Regions from separate parts of the Homo sapiens genome. Here region 1 is linked to region 2. Evidence: read pairs that join two places in POLR2A ChIA-PET (ENCODE). Cell type or tissue: MCF 10A. All regions are shown on one strand. Each heading gives the region's core, and the rest is flanking DNA. Links, peaks and the distances in the headings are about the cores only.

Region 1 (7,598 bases), core at 1,680-6,679, 56 kb after region 2:
GCCACAAACTCTGTTTTGAAACAGAACCAAGCAGTGAAGCCTTTATTGTAAGTACTTGCCCAGTGTTTTACTGCATTTAACACCCACGCAAACAATTCAGAATTGTGCTTTTTCCTTTTACTAGAAAAAGGAAGACAGGTTTTTTGGATATAATGAACTAATATTCTATCCAGAAAGTAAAGAAAGACTCAACGCTGTGTCAGTTCATAATTCTTCCTGTGAGTCTGTGTGAACTTTCACGTGTTAATCTCTCTAACTCAATTTTCTCATGTGTAAAGGAAGATGATAATATCTGACTCATAGAGAATAAAAATATATAAAGTTCTTTATAAGAAAACATGAATGCTAATATATACATCCTTATAAACCAAATAAGACAGGTATAAAATGCCCTGACATGGAAGTTATTACTCTAAATGACAGCTAATATGTTGTGATAAGTCCTCAATATTCCTATTAGAGTAAGGTTGTCTAAACTTAGGGTTGTCACCCAAGGGAGGCTGAAGTGTCATTTCAGTCATCAGCATTACATTGTGAGATTGCTCTAGTTAGCAAATCTAATTCTATTCAAAGGAAATTAAAATTTTCACTAGCATGTGCATTCTAACTTAAACACTGAAATTAGTGAATAGAATTCTTAGCTAAAATTAATAATATTTTGACAAAGTGTTCTGCTGAAAGCTACCAAGTTGGATTGAGATACAATTCTGTGAACAGAGGTAATAAAGACTATATCATTTTACTAGATTTCATGGCTTAATTAATCAATATATGGAATTAATATTGGAGAACTCTAATTATTACAGGCTTTTGAAGTAGAAGCAGTAATTTTCCAAATATGGTCTAAAGTCATCCGAAGGGTGCCCAAACTAATCTAACAATACAAAGTACTTGCTATGATGATTCTTACTGGCAAATCACACCCAATTCCATGAATGTTCATTTTTATGTACAGTAAGTGCATTCACCAATAATCTACCAACATTTAATATTCACTAAAGATCCAACTACCAGATGACACTTGGCAAAACTACAAAACTCCTACTGTGCATGGCATATATAAACTCAAAGTTATTACTAAAATTATTATTTTTATGGCACCAAAGCTGAAGACATTGATACAGTAATAGAATATAAAAATAGTATGAAATGTTATTTGGAGCACCCACCCCTCTCTTTCAACTGTCTACCCCTGCTCTGAGTACCTCTGTTCTCCCAGTGGAGGCTATAAAAAACTTTAAAAAGGGGATCAGATTTTATCCTGCAATATCTGCCAAATAACATTTTTGGTAATTAAACAGTTACCACATGACACCATACTTAAGTAATGTTTCAAAACTCTTATATACCCATTTTATATAAGAGTCAGTGAAGTAGTTCCTTTCACATAATTTCCACGAAATCATGGTTAAAAAGTATTATTAGGGAGCCCTCAGAAATACTACAATAATGACATTGTCTCAATTTGTGTTTAAAAAGACCATTGTTTTAAAAGCAAAACACCTTGGAAAGTAATTCGTTTAGAATTTCATTTTCAAAATGGTAGAATAAAATTGTTTTAAAAACGTAATTGTTTAACTAGGCTAATAATATTTTTCTCAATGCCAAAGACTGTTAATCTTCCAAAGTATTCCATCTCCCTAAAAATCAACAGCATTGATTTTAGAGAATCTTATTTAATTTTTTTAAAGAAAATTAAATAAAAATTACAAGAAATACTTTTAAATTGTGCACATTAAGGTATCAGTATTTCAATTTTTTAAAGAAATAACTTTTAAATAAAAGCAATTTTTTATTTAAATATTTGAGTAAAAGCAGTGCCTAGAAATCAAATCAGTTTTGGTTTACAGCCAATATCTGTTTTTCTAAAAATGATAGTTTTATGACAACTGTGTACTACTTCTGGCCTCCAAGTAAGAGAGATTAAATGTTTTAAAAGAGATCATTTCCTGTAGTATTGATTCCTCGGCATCCCACCCTTTCAGGAACTCCCCCTCCCTTACGTCTTGGGGTTCTGCTACAGTTATTAATCATATTATGCTATTTATACCCAGCTGCAAGGGTAGACATGTCCCCACGCCTGACCAATCATGGCACTTCATTGTCCTCTCCTCTCTCTACAATAATTGGTCCAAGAGATGGGCACAGGGCCAAAGTCCCTGCATGAGATTTGTTATTAGACTCCAAAAAGATGAGAAGCTTTAAGGACCCTGTATGACTTCGGGGTTCAGAGCTACCTTCACCGCTACACTGACAGTCTAGCTGAGAAAAAATCCAACCCAGAAGAAAAGAGAACCAAATAATAATTCTAATGACCAACACTTGAGAACAGAAGTTAGCTGTTACTGATCTATGCCTGGATTTTAATGTATGTAAGTCAATAAATTTCTTCTTAGCCTACATTAATCTCAACAGCGTTTCTGTCACTTGCTACAGAATTCTTACAAATACAGAAACTGATATGTAAATTAAGATTTTTTTCTTTCCTGCTGAGATCTAAGCTATATATCACAAGATACTTGCTGCAAACTAGATAACCATATCCAAAGAGTAATATATCTCTGGAACTACTCCATTAAAGTGAATTTTTAAAAGTTATTTTATTGGAGGAAAAAGCAAAGCCAATTTAGCTTAATTCTATTTAAGTTCAGAAAATGAAGCATTAATAAATACTTGTTTTTTTCCTACCTTGTAGGATATTTTCCTTTCATAAAACTACTTCTGTTAAATGCCATTATGTATAGTAAAATCCCATTTTTCATAGTCATGTGTAATTCCCAATCAGAACAACGAGATACAGGCTTGCCTCTCACAAACTCCCCTGAAGCCAGAAAATAATAATTACGTGTTTCAAATTATGTGCAAAAAAACCAGCAAAAGCAAAGAGGCTAAAATGCCAGAAAGTTTTAATTAAGTAGATCGGTTACCGTTCACATTGTATACCCAAGACAATAAAAAGGGAAGCCTCCAAATAGAAAAGATCTTAATTATTAATAAATTTGAAACAAAATTTTTTCCAATTACCACTGCATGATATTTTTTAAAACCAAACCCTAAACTCCAAACAAATTATGGCAAAAAAGTTTAACCCTTCATAACCCATACAGAGTCTCTAAAACAATATCTCTCAGTATGTGTTAATAAAACAAGTACCTAATCACCTATAAGGACAGCGTGTCCTTTCTCAGGTATTTAGATATGTCATAAGTCAAATTATGGTCCTCAAAATGTAATCTATGTTCCCCTGGCCATGTTGGGATGACTGAAATGGGTGGGGGCTGCAGGTAAGTGGGTTGCTCCTGGAAACCACTGCAATGCAGCTGAGTGGCTGCATCAGGATAAATTGCTAGGGTTCAGGGAAGAATGGAGATATAATGATGCCACCCTTCTCACTGGAAGCCAGTCGGCTGTGGCTGTAACAAAAGGGAAGGCGGGATTAAGATGAAAATATATTTTTCAATTCCCTTTTTCCTAGGCTAGCAAATTGTGTTTTCCCATAAAACTGGCTAGACTTCCAAAACAACAAAAATAGGGCTATTAACCATAAAGAACAGAACTAATGGTACATTAAGGGTTAAATAAAAATATTCATAGTATAACATTATGAGTGGAATGAGGCTGAAGGCAGAAATAGCATTAAGCACCTTAGAGCATTATTTCGAGGAGATAACACATTTAAAAAAAACTTACAGGAGACTATTCATAATGGAACTACCTATACATTTAAACAATTAATATGATCTTCCCTCTATTTTCCAATTATTCTATAATGTGGATTTTGTGCCCTTGTACAAAATAATTTCCAATTATTCTATAATGTGGATTTTGTGCCCTTGTACACAAACACACACAAAATTATTGAGATGGACCACACTGTAAACCTTTCTGTATGGAACGTTTTTGCCCTGTGTTTTTCTCCTCCTCTGCTTCTTACCTACTACTGGAAAGATCCTAATTCCACTCAACCAAAATCTGTCATCTTTCAAAACCCAAACAAGTTCAAAATTATTCACAATTCATTCCTCAACCACTCAAGTCAGAAAACAAGGGCAGATGGCGTGGATCCTACCAAGATATTAAAAAGAAAAAAAGAAAAGAAATCATTCTTTCACTTCATGTACACATTTAATTTCCATAAATTCACTGTACATACCTAGATGAGGATAATTTCTTAGAATTAAAAGTTTTTTTGTAAAACATATCTTTTTAATGCAAGCAAATTACTTCTTCTGGTATTCGACCAAAAAACTGCAATTGGTTCCAACATGGGTGGAAAAGTGGCATTTGGACTCATCCTACAAACAGTACAATATAGTATTTTATGCACAATTTAAGGGCTTTTTGAAAAGACAGTTTTGCTTATATTTGATTTCCCTCTTTTTGTGATGACTTGAGAACCCAAATCCTTTCTAAAATGCAGCTCCACTACTTTTTCGAATAGCACACTATGCAGCCAGTTAGTCTCATTTTCACCAAAATTCATACTAAGACCTACCTAAAGAGTTTTAAACACTGGCAGAAAAGTGAAAAAGGCAAAACCCTTACTACAGGTATTCCTTACCAATGAGTCATTAAGCTCCCACTAAACTGCCAGCTTCTTGAAGACACACAATTTCTGACTCATGTTTATATCGCCAGTGCTAGCTCCATGCTGGCACTTGGTGGGTGCACCACTAAGTATTTGCTGAGGGAATGAATGCGTGCCAGTAATAGGACTTCTTATTTTTTCTGTATTAAATAAAATATGCATCTTTTCTTGGAAAACATTCTGAATAATAGTTGTTCTTCAAAAACAAAATATTAGCAAGATATTTTGTTAGCAAAATTAGCTAGAAGAGCAATGAATGGATTTGCCTCTTTCCCTACAAACATGTCTCATAACACCAGCTTCTAAGTTTCTGAAACTCTTACTTTAGACAATAGTTTTAAATTCAGGGCATTCACTCTATCTACCAAAATGTAGTATTTCAAGAAAATTATTGCTCAAAATTTCAGAAGACAAAAAATAATTTATTAAAGGCGAAACGGTTCTAGTCTTCAATACCAAAACACTTATCTTTTGTCAAATCACACACACACACACACACACACACACACACAACCCTGACATTCACAGATTTTGAAATTGGTAAATAATACTGAAGTAATCCATAAAAACAAGATTCTCTTTCAACATACTCCCAAAACACTAAGTCCCCCCAAAAATTACAAAGCACTTAGGGGTTACATAGTAAAGACTCTGTATGAAACTATCACTTGAGAAGATTAGGCACTGACTTCATAAGTCAGACACTTGAATGAATTTAGAAGATTTGTTTTGTCGCCAGTTTACATAAATTAGCAGAAAAAAAATCACAAAAATTTGTCTCTCAAAACAAAAGGTTTTATAAAGTATGTGCCAGGATCTCAGAGGAAAAATAATGTATACGTCCCAGGAACACAGAGTTATGTTACATGAAAATCAGTTTTAGCAATAAACTGAATAAAATTTAAAATCATCTAAAAATCAAATGGCCAAATGTTAAGTATTTGTTTGTACCAGTAAGATAGCAAGAAATTAAAGAATTATTAAAATGCCTCAACCTAGGAAAATAAAGTTTTACAAACTAAATTATAAAAGTCTGGGGGTGAGGGCAGGATCAATAAAGTACCCAAAATGATATACTAGAAAATGATATACAAGAAAAGTTAACAAAAGTATGTGTGTGTGTATATACATATACATATATGCATATAATATATATATACACACACGTATATACATATATACATACTGAGATATTTGGATATAGTACTCTTAGAGAATGATGGAGAGAAAATATTTTTTAAGTACAAAGATGTTAATGATATAATAAAAGTCATCAAATATCATGCAAGCAAATCAGCTTGCAATTGCTAAGGTGTAAGCCCATTACTCATATGAATTGAAGGTGTCAATGAACAGAATCCAAAACCTGAACCCCTGAGTTATTAAGAGCTTTAGGGAAAAAAGAAAAAAAAACTACCAAAATTTGAAATAGGAAATTTTCAACTTCAAGGTTTATCAAAATGTAATGCTACTTTCCCTAGCAAAGGGGCTTGGCTTGCTTCTTTTTCTATTGTTTCTAAAATAATCTCTAGGTCTCTAGATTTTCTTGTTTTAAAAAAGGTACGAAGAAATGTATTGTAAGCCTGGGAGGCTAACAATTAACTCTAAATTCTCTTACCTTTCCCATCCTCATATAATACAACCACCTAAACAAAACTCATCAAAAATCCTAAATATCCCACTAAAAAAAAAAAAAAAAAAAAAAAAAAAAACTAACAAAAAGATTCAAGAGATAAGAAAGGCACAGCATTATTTTTATTTGAATAACATAAATATTTCCTATTTTAAAGCATCCAGTAGTGTTTCTTCACCAACAGGAAGTGTATTTCTAGGAATTAGCCCATTTTAACAAAACTCCCTTACAAATTGGATGTCCCAAAGAGTCAGCAGTGAAGACTTTTACCTACCTTTAACATTACCCAGGAACTGTTTCAACTTGGTTTTTATTTAAACAAACTATAACATTGTTTCCTATGATTTCCATCCCTGGATACACTACTTGCTTAGGGTAGTTGAATGTAATGTGTGCATATGGCAGTAGACAATGATTTCATGTATTTATTGTACCGATACTTAATCTCTGGAATAAAATACACATAATTTACTGAAACTTACTGAAAGCAAACTGCTGAAATATGAGCTTAAAGGTGTATGAAGAAGCATAAAACTCTGCACAATTAGAGTCTGGGGAATTTCAGAACAAAATTCACTACTTGTATATTAATCAGAATAGAAATGGTTTAAGAATATATACTCTGTAGTAAAATCAAAGAAACTAAACCTAGTCATAGTAGTATATCACAAAACAATTTCACCAGAGGTCCAAAGTTCAACTTTACTACTGGGAAAAGACAAAGTTCAAACTCAAATGACAACTTTTCTCTTTGCAGAAAAATAAACAACAGGGTCATAATTAAGAAACAAGTAACTAATCGAGCCAAGCAATAGGTGAAACCAAAGATTCTTCTATAAGCGGGCAAAGTACTGACTACTAAGTACTACACTAAAACAATAAGAAACTACCTAATTGATTCAGGAAAAGCTTCAGATTAGAAACCATATTTTAAAGAGTAACTTTCAATTCTCTATTAAAGATTATAACAACAAAAAAAGGGAAAAAAAATCAAAGCTAAAGACAGTAGCTGCCAGAAAGATGTTAAGTCACCTGGCTGATAGTACTGGCTTTGGGAGGGCGACCCTTAGCACCTAAGTGAAAAGAAGGCTAGGAAGAATCAGTGCTACAAAAGCCATGTTCTACAACCCAGCTCATCCTTCTGCCATGGACTTTGTCAGAAGACAATATGAGAACATTTCCGATTAGTATTACATCTTACAAAAATGGTTAAATTTTACTCTTTCACTGTGCTAGTCTCTAAATGTCATGTTATGAATATGGTTTAATAAAAAGCAACTAGTCAAGACAAGAGAGTGCTAAGTACACTTTACAATACCTTATTAAATTGAAAAATCAATTTCTGTCACAAAGTTTAGATAAAAGCAAAAAATAAAA
Region 2 (7,598 bases), core at 1,561-6,560:
TGAAAAAAAGAAATATGACTCAGAACAATATAGGAGCCAGTCAGGCTCCTTCTCTTCCCCTGACTCATGACTGCGTACTAGCGAGCCAACTTTAAGCAAACACAACCTAGTAAAACACAAAGGAGCTTGGAAAGCCTTTGCATGAATCAGCTCAAAAACATGTGTATCCAACTCAACTCTCATATTAATTCATACCTATTCTTACTAATTCCAAAAGTTTTTAATTTTCTCTTTGGTTTCTAGATATAACCAATCGGCCTGCAAATAAATGGGAACTGTATCTCCTTTTTTCCAAAAGCCCTGCTTCTAATTTCTGTTATGTTTTATTGCATTGTCTAGAACTTGGAAAAAAAAAAAAAAGGCTGTATCCGCAAGCCTCTTTATTTTATCCTATTTTCATAGAAATGACTCTATCATTTCATTATATAGCAAGATACTGGGATATTGGTTTGGACAGAAATTCTTCTTTGTTTTTCTTTAACTGAAGAAGTCTTCATCCAAACCATTAAATACTTTTATAAAGAATGAATATTGAGTTTTATCAAACTCTTTTGTGGCATTAAGATCACCATGTGGTTTTTCATTTTTAATCTAATATTCACCTACTTTTTAAATTCAATGTATAACTTATGTTATGAAATGTTCTTTTAATATCCTGCTGAATCTGATTTGCTAGAATTTTATATTGACTTTTCCCATCCATATTCATGACTGAACTAGGTCTGTATTACTACTTTTTGGTACTTTATCAAATTTGAGATTGAAATAAAATGAACTGGATAGCTTTCTATATGTATATGGGTATGTTACAAAACAGTTGGATATAGAAAATTATTTCCTAGAAAGCTTACAAGAATGTGTCTGTGAAACAACTTAGGTTGTTTTTTATGTTTGAGAGGGAGAGAGAGAGAGGATGGGTTTCTAAATCTCACTATTAAAGAAAAAATGGGGCCGGGCGTGGTGGCTCACGCCTGTAATCCCAGCACTTTGGGAGGCTGAGGTGGGCGGATCACGAGGTCAGGAGATCAAGAACATCCTGGTTAACATGGTGAAATCCTGTCTCTACTAAAAATACAAAAAAAAAAAAAAAAAAAAATTAGCCGGGCGTGGTGGCGGGCGCCTGTAGTCCCAGCTACTCGGGAGGCTGAGGCAGGAGAATGGCGTGAACCCGGGAGGCAGAGCTTGCAATGAGCCGAGATCATGCCACTGCACTCCAGCCTGGGCGACAGAGCAAGACTCCATCTCCAAAAAAAAAAGAGAGAGAAAAAAGAAAAAACGGAAGAGGTTATTTGACTATGCAAGTCCTTATTTAATCAGAAAATACTGAGTACCTCTCTCTGTGCTAGGCAAGAATAAGCAAAACAGCCATCAATTCTACCATCAAAGAAATTATGATATACTTGGGGAGAAAGAGACATAAATACCCAGAAATAATTGTTAATAGTGTTAAGTATGAAAACAAAGTATAAGGAGCTATGAGAGCAGATGGCACAGGGACCCAAACCTAGTCTGTGAAGAGTAAGGTTCAGTTTCCCCATGACATGAAACTTGAGTAGAAATCTAAGGATTAATAGAAATTAAGTGTTCAAAACACACAAAACAAACAGGACGTGCAAAGGTCCTGGTGCAAAAGAGAACAGTATTAGATGAACAGAAAGAAGATCAATATGGCCAGAGTGCAGGAGCCCAAGGGAAAAGAATGCAAGGCCTGGATGGCAAGAAACAGGTCAGATCAGGGAGGACTGGAAGACAAGTTGAAAGTATCTATCTTTATCTTGAGAACAATGGGAAGCTATTTAGGGGAATTTCAAGCAGAAGAATGACATAATCACAGTCTTCTATTTCTCTAGCTGATTTTTATATCTGCTAGGAAATTTTAGATTTCATCAAGATTTCCAAATATATTACCACACAACTCTGCATAGCAGTCTCTCACACTATTTAGGATCTCTCCCTGATCCTCTTTTTAACTTTTTAAATGATTTCCCCCGTTCTTTTTCTTTTCCAATTAGATTTGCTGTAGGTACTCATATATTATTGGGATTTTTCAGAAAGTCCACTCTCGAATTTATCCTACTGTATTTCTATGTCATTTTTATTATTTCCTTCCTCCAGCTTATTTTTTTATTTCTACCCTGACCCACTATTTATCTTTTAATGAACAAGAGGTAATGCCCAGAACTATGACATCTATTCTGGACCACACATTAATTTTTCACGTATGCCTTCTCTGGTTCTACTTCTTGTTTATTCTGTACCTAATCTCCAATACTACATACTTCAGATTCATGTTTCTGGCTATATTTTCAACAATAATATCACTATTTCCCTTTTTCAAGGTTGATAAGGATGATGATGACTATCATTTACTGAGCATTTACTATACACCAGGCACTGTTGTAAGAACTTCACATGAATCCATTTAATTCTCATTGAAATTCTGTGTAATACAAGAACAGAAAACCAAATACCGCATGTTCTCACTCATAAGTGGGAGTTGAACAATGAGAACACATAGAGACAGGGAGGGGAACATCATACACCGGGGCCTGTCGAGGGATGGGGGGCTAGGGGAGGGATAGCATTAGGAGAAATACCTAATGTAGAGATGGGTTGATGGGTGCAGCAAACCACCATGACATGTATATACCTATGTAACAAACCTGCACATTCTGCACATGTATCCCAGAACTTAAAGTATAATAAAATAAATAAATAAAAGAAATTCTGTGTAATAGATACTAATCCCTATTTTATAATGAGGTAACTGAGACAAGAGAGGTAAGGTAATTTGCCCGAGGTCACACAGCTACTAAGTGAAATTAAAATGTACGGACAGGTCATACTTGTTAGCTTGACTCCAGAGAGTAAGCTGCACTGCCTCTTATGGGTAAAAAGTAGTTAGCCTTTCTTCTCTTGAACTGAATCAGGCTAAAGACTGAGCTAAGCTACCCCTAAAGGAAGAAGACCCTGAAAACTAATTTAAAACAAGCAAAATATGCATCCCAAATAATAATTATCAACCAAATGGCTTTTTCAGTTTTGTTATTTATAATTCTATTTGAATTTCATCTACATAAATGGCTTGCATAATTCCTGTTCTTACTCATTTAGTGGCATACTGTTAACCTAATAGAAGATCAGTTTTGGTAACTCTTCTAGAGATATCTGAGGTATATGCTCTGTTTTTTGAGAATAATGTTTAATATAGAAAAGGGTCAGCATAATTATATTATTTCCTATGCACCATTTCTTATCTACTTGCTATATTATGGACATAAAGTGGCATGCTAATACTTCCCACAAGGGGAAGCAGTAGATAGCATGATGGTTAAGTGCACCAGCTCTGAAATCAGATTGCGTGTTGCTCTCTTCTCATACTAATGTGTATATTTAGCTCCTTGACAACTCACTTCACCAAGTATTATTGTTTAAAGTCTTAGCCATAAAGGCCTATCATAGCTAATTATCCCTAAAGAAGAATACAGGCATCAGCCAAATCAAACAGAGCAGAAACTCCCCAAATGGGCTATCTCCACTATGTAAGGGCTAGCTCTACATTTCCTGTTTAAAACATGCAGCTGCCCACAGGCAAGCTAAATCAAACAGACTACTCCAATAGCAGTATGTCTTCACATTCTGTTTTACCAAGTTATGTTCATTCTCACTGCTTTTATGCCAATTTGTGATTATGCAATTTAATATTTAATTAAATATTATGAAATATGAGTACAAAAAGGGTGTTTCTATGAAAACAGATAAATGTTTTGGGAAAACACTGAAAGCTTTGGAAAGGTAAATCTCAAAATGTTAGAAAAGAAAAATTGTTATAAAAAATATAAAAATCGAGTAGGATTCCATACTCAGTTTGCTAAGCTCTTGTTCTACTTTATGGAAATTTGAATTGGAAACAGGAGACAAGCATTATATGTTGTTTATGCAAGAAAGATGACAGCAGTCTCCAGTCAGTATATGCTTTAAGTTAAAAATCAAATGCTCATGAAAATTTATATCAATTTATGTAATTCCCTATCTTAATTGTCATTTTCAATTAATCAACCATTGGCTCCACTTGTATCCTATACATACAAGAGAACACTAGGTGGCATTCAGGCTAGGCTGAGCTGGTCTGCTTTCCCATGAAGAACTTGTAACATATGTGCTTATATACTTATAAAGTATATCATGCAACTGCTTACTTATAAGGGTCTGACTTTTGCGTGCACAGTGGAATGTATCAATTTGCTGGTCAACTTATTAATTCCACTCTTGCTTGTTGATGGATAATCAAAGTAAGATTTCCTGCTATATTGCTTTGGGGATACTGAAGGAAGAAAAAACCTCTTTATTTCTTTGAGTAAAATTTCTTCACTGAGTCTTTCTAATCTTGGGTTTTCCTTTGTCATGTTTTCCTTGTTTCCCCCTCATCCTACTTTAATCTCCTTTTTGGCCTGTGCCACTTTGCTGAATGGGCAAATCACCCTAGAGGTTATTTAATCCTATTCAGGTCAACAGAGAAAAAAGTATACAAAACAACAACTGCATTTGTGGGGTTTTTTCCCACTATAAAATATTTTAAAGTAGTTGCTTCTAAGAGGCTGTCATAGATCAACCTTTATTGTCAGTGCAAACTCACAGTACTGCATTCCCATCATAACTTTTCTCAATAGATTATGAAAAGATATCAAATAAAAATTAAAATTTAAGGGAACAATGAGGCTTCAGTGTGTGTGTGTGTGTGTGTGTGTGTGTGTGTGTATGTCTATGCACATAAGTTAATCCAACAAAATTAACACATAAATACTTGGCTAAATCTGATGTCCTAATGGAGTAGTTACAGTGAAGTCCCATAGAGAGATCATCAATCTTTAGAACATAATTCAGACTAAAATTCTGCAATGAAGCAGCTTTCGGATCAAAACTCCAAAAATAAATGAATGCCAAATGACTTCACTGAACCTTAATCCTAAACAGAAGACCTTATGGCTACTACATACCTTGACTTACTAAAAATTACTTCCCCTTCCTGAAAGGGGAAATTGGGTGACATAAGCAAGGTCCTTTCTTTGCAGGAAAAAAACAAAAAGGAATCAACAGTTTGCCCTGCTTCTGCTCAGGAAAGAAAGATATTGTGATCTCTTGTTCTTTATTAAGCAAAGAATATCACTCCAGAGCAAAAAGTGGTCATTTCAGCATGTCTGTAAGCAGCACTTATAATGGAATGCTTCAGAATCCCTTTTGAGAGCTAAGGAAGTAATTGTGAAGAAACGTTTATTATCCATCCACCCTCATTTACCTAACCAGTTGGGTGATTGCCAATGGAAGGTGGGTAGACAGGAGAAAAAAGTAATGTGTACAGACACACTGCCATAGCAATTAACATCACATTTATTTCTACTACATGTTTACCTTTTCTAGAAAACATGTACAAAAATAGAAAAGACAATGTTGCAGAATAAAAACCACTGCACAGATGAAATTGTTAATAGTTGGGATTATTTTCTCTTCTTAATGCCGTGTTCCCCAGGGAAATATACATATAGTTGCTTGATCATACTACCCATTTCCACCTCCAAAAAAAAAATTCCCTCCTTAATTGATGTCTATTTCCTTATAAGGAACAAAAGTCTCAAAAATAACATTGTTCCAGCAATGATCTTCCTTAGGACATTTTCGAGAACACTTGGCATCAAAAAGTGAGTCTTATGGTGTACCATAAATGAGAAGGGTGATAAAACTGCATATGTAGGGAGTTTTAAAATATATAATATTGTGTACAATTTTAAAGATTTATAAATCTGCACAGTTTTGATTATTTTCTTTAACATATATAAATTATTAAAACAAATCCAAGATGATGAAGAGTATCTGAAGAAACCAGAGAAGAAAAATAGTCAACTATCTGTATACTCTCAAAGCTGTTTACGATGAGATCAATTTTACAGGTTAAAGCCTGTAATAAGCCTTATAGAAAGTTTATCAGTCCATTCTTCAAGCTAACATAATCCTGATAACAAACGGAGTAAGGATAGCTTCCTCTAATACACATGATGGACCAATTTCATTTATGCAGATATACTGAAAAATTTTTCTTTTGAAAAGTTAAAAATTCCTTTATTTTTCATTCCTGGTACCACTACCACAATTTACAGGGCAATATACTTGATGTAATGAAAAGAAAAAGAAAAAGACAAAGCTACAACAGATAAAAGACCTCAGGAATGTACATCTAATTGACACTACATTGCATTAATCAATAACTGCACTTTTTGCAAACTGTGGCTATGACAGTCCTGAACAAGAAGGGTTTCCTGTTTAAGCTGCAATAACTTTTCTGACTATGGATCATCGTTCCTTCTGTGGCAGATTTTTACAGTTCCTCTAATGCATTTGGGAGGACTGTCTCAAAGTAAGCTGCAGTTTTCCTGACAACTCCTCGCTCTCTCTCCTACTAAGAACTGTAGCCCTTTTCTGCTGTTTTTCGAACCTTCTGCTACCATATCCACCACTTCCACCACCAGATCCATAACCACCACCATAGGGACTGCCCGAGCTTCTTCCACCAGAACTGTCCCCTTTCACGGGTCCATAATTTGATTGCTGTTGTCCACTATAATTTCCAAAATCATTATAGTTCCCACCACCACCATAGTTACCACCGCCAAAATTTCCTCCTTCATTGTAACCATCATATCCTCCACCACCTCCACCATATCCACCACCTTGGTTTCCATATCCTGGTCCACCACCACCATAGCCCCCTCTACTACTATAACCAGGACCACACCATAGTTGCCACCATCACCTCCAAATCCATTATATCCACCATCACCTCCTCCATAACTACCTCTGCTGCCACCACCTCCACCACCATAGCTCCTCCACCACCTCCAAAGTTTCCTCCGCGACCCATAAAATTGCCAGATCCACCTCCACGACCTCTCTGTGATCCAGCAGACTGCATCTCTTGTTTAGAAAGGGCCTTTTTCACTTCACAATTATGCCCATTAATAGTGTGGTATTTCTGAACAACAATTTTATCAACTGTATCATGCTCATCAAAAGTTACAAAAGCAAATCCTCTTTTTCCCACTCTGCCTGTCTTCCGTAACTTCTATGGTTTCAATTTTGCCATACTTTTCAAAGAAGTCTCTCAAATTATATTCTTCTGTATCTTCTTTAATACCACCAACAAAAATTTTCTTCACTGTTAGATGGGCACCAGGCTTTACAGAATCCTCTCTAGAAACAGCTGTCTTTGGTTCCACTACACGCCCATCAACCTTGTGTGGTCAAGCACACATTGCTGCATCCACCTCTTCAACACAAGAATAAGTCACAAAACCAAAGCCCCTGGAACGTTTTGTTTGGGGGTCTCTCATTACCACACAATCTGTGAGTGTGCCCCATTTCTCAAAATGTTCTCTTAAACTATCATCTGTAGTTTCAAAGCTCAGACCACCAATAAACAGTTTTCTCAACTTCTCTGGTTCCTTTGGATCATGGCCCTCCATTTTGAGACCAGACTCGCCTCTTCCAACTCGAGTTCAATATCGATATACTGAAAAATTTTTTAATCAGCAAACTGAATGTTGATA

What was found. ChIA-PET counts read pairs that join two places held together with the same protein. Peaks named below come from ENCODE experiments on the same cell type or tissue, not always from the same donor. Only the 100,000 strongest peaks of a DNase experiment are listed, where the experiment ranks them.
Region 1: POLR2A ChIA-PET joins it to region 2 with 18 read pairs; 4 of 35 experiments call an interaction of 5 or more read pairs at or near these places.

What each region holds. Positions count from the first base shown.
Region 1 is chr1:113,393,790-113,401,387 of GRCh38, reverse strand. The region is part of intron 1 of MAGI3 (membrane associated guanylate kinase, WW and PDZ domain containing 3); the gene reads right to left. Among named protein-coding and RNA genes, the nearest start is that of MAGI3, 7.1 kb to the right of the region's middle. In MCF 10A, for the core only: no CTCF peak of the experiment used is centred there; a DNase peak (open chromatin) is centred at 4,617.
Region 2 is chr1:113,449,616-113,457,213 of GRCh38, reverse strand. All of the region lies in intron 1 of MAGI3 (membrane associated guanylate kinase, WW and PDZ domain containing 3), which reads right to left. It also overlaps the pseudogene LOC100421402. Among named protein-coding and RNA genes, the nearest start is that of MAGI3, 63 kb to the right of the region's middle. In MCF 10A, for the core only: CTCF peaks have their summits at 3,277, 3,477 and 4,086 (motif pointing right); DNase peaks (open chromatin) are centred at 3,593 and 4,113.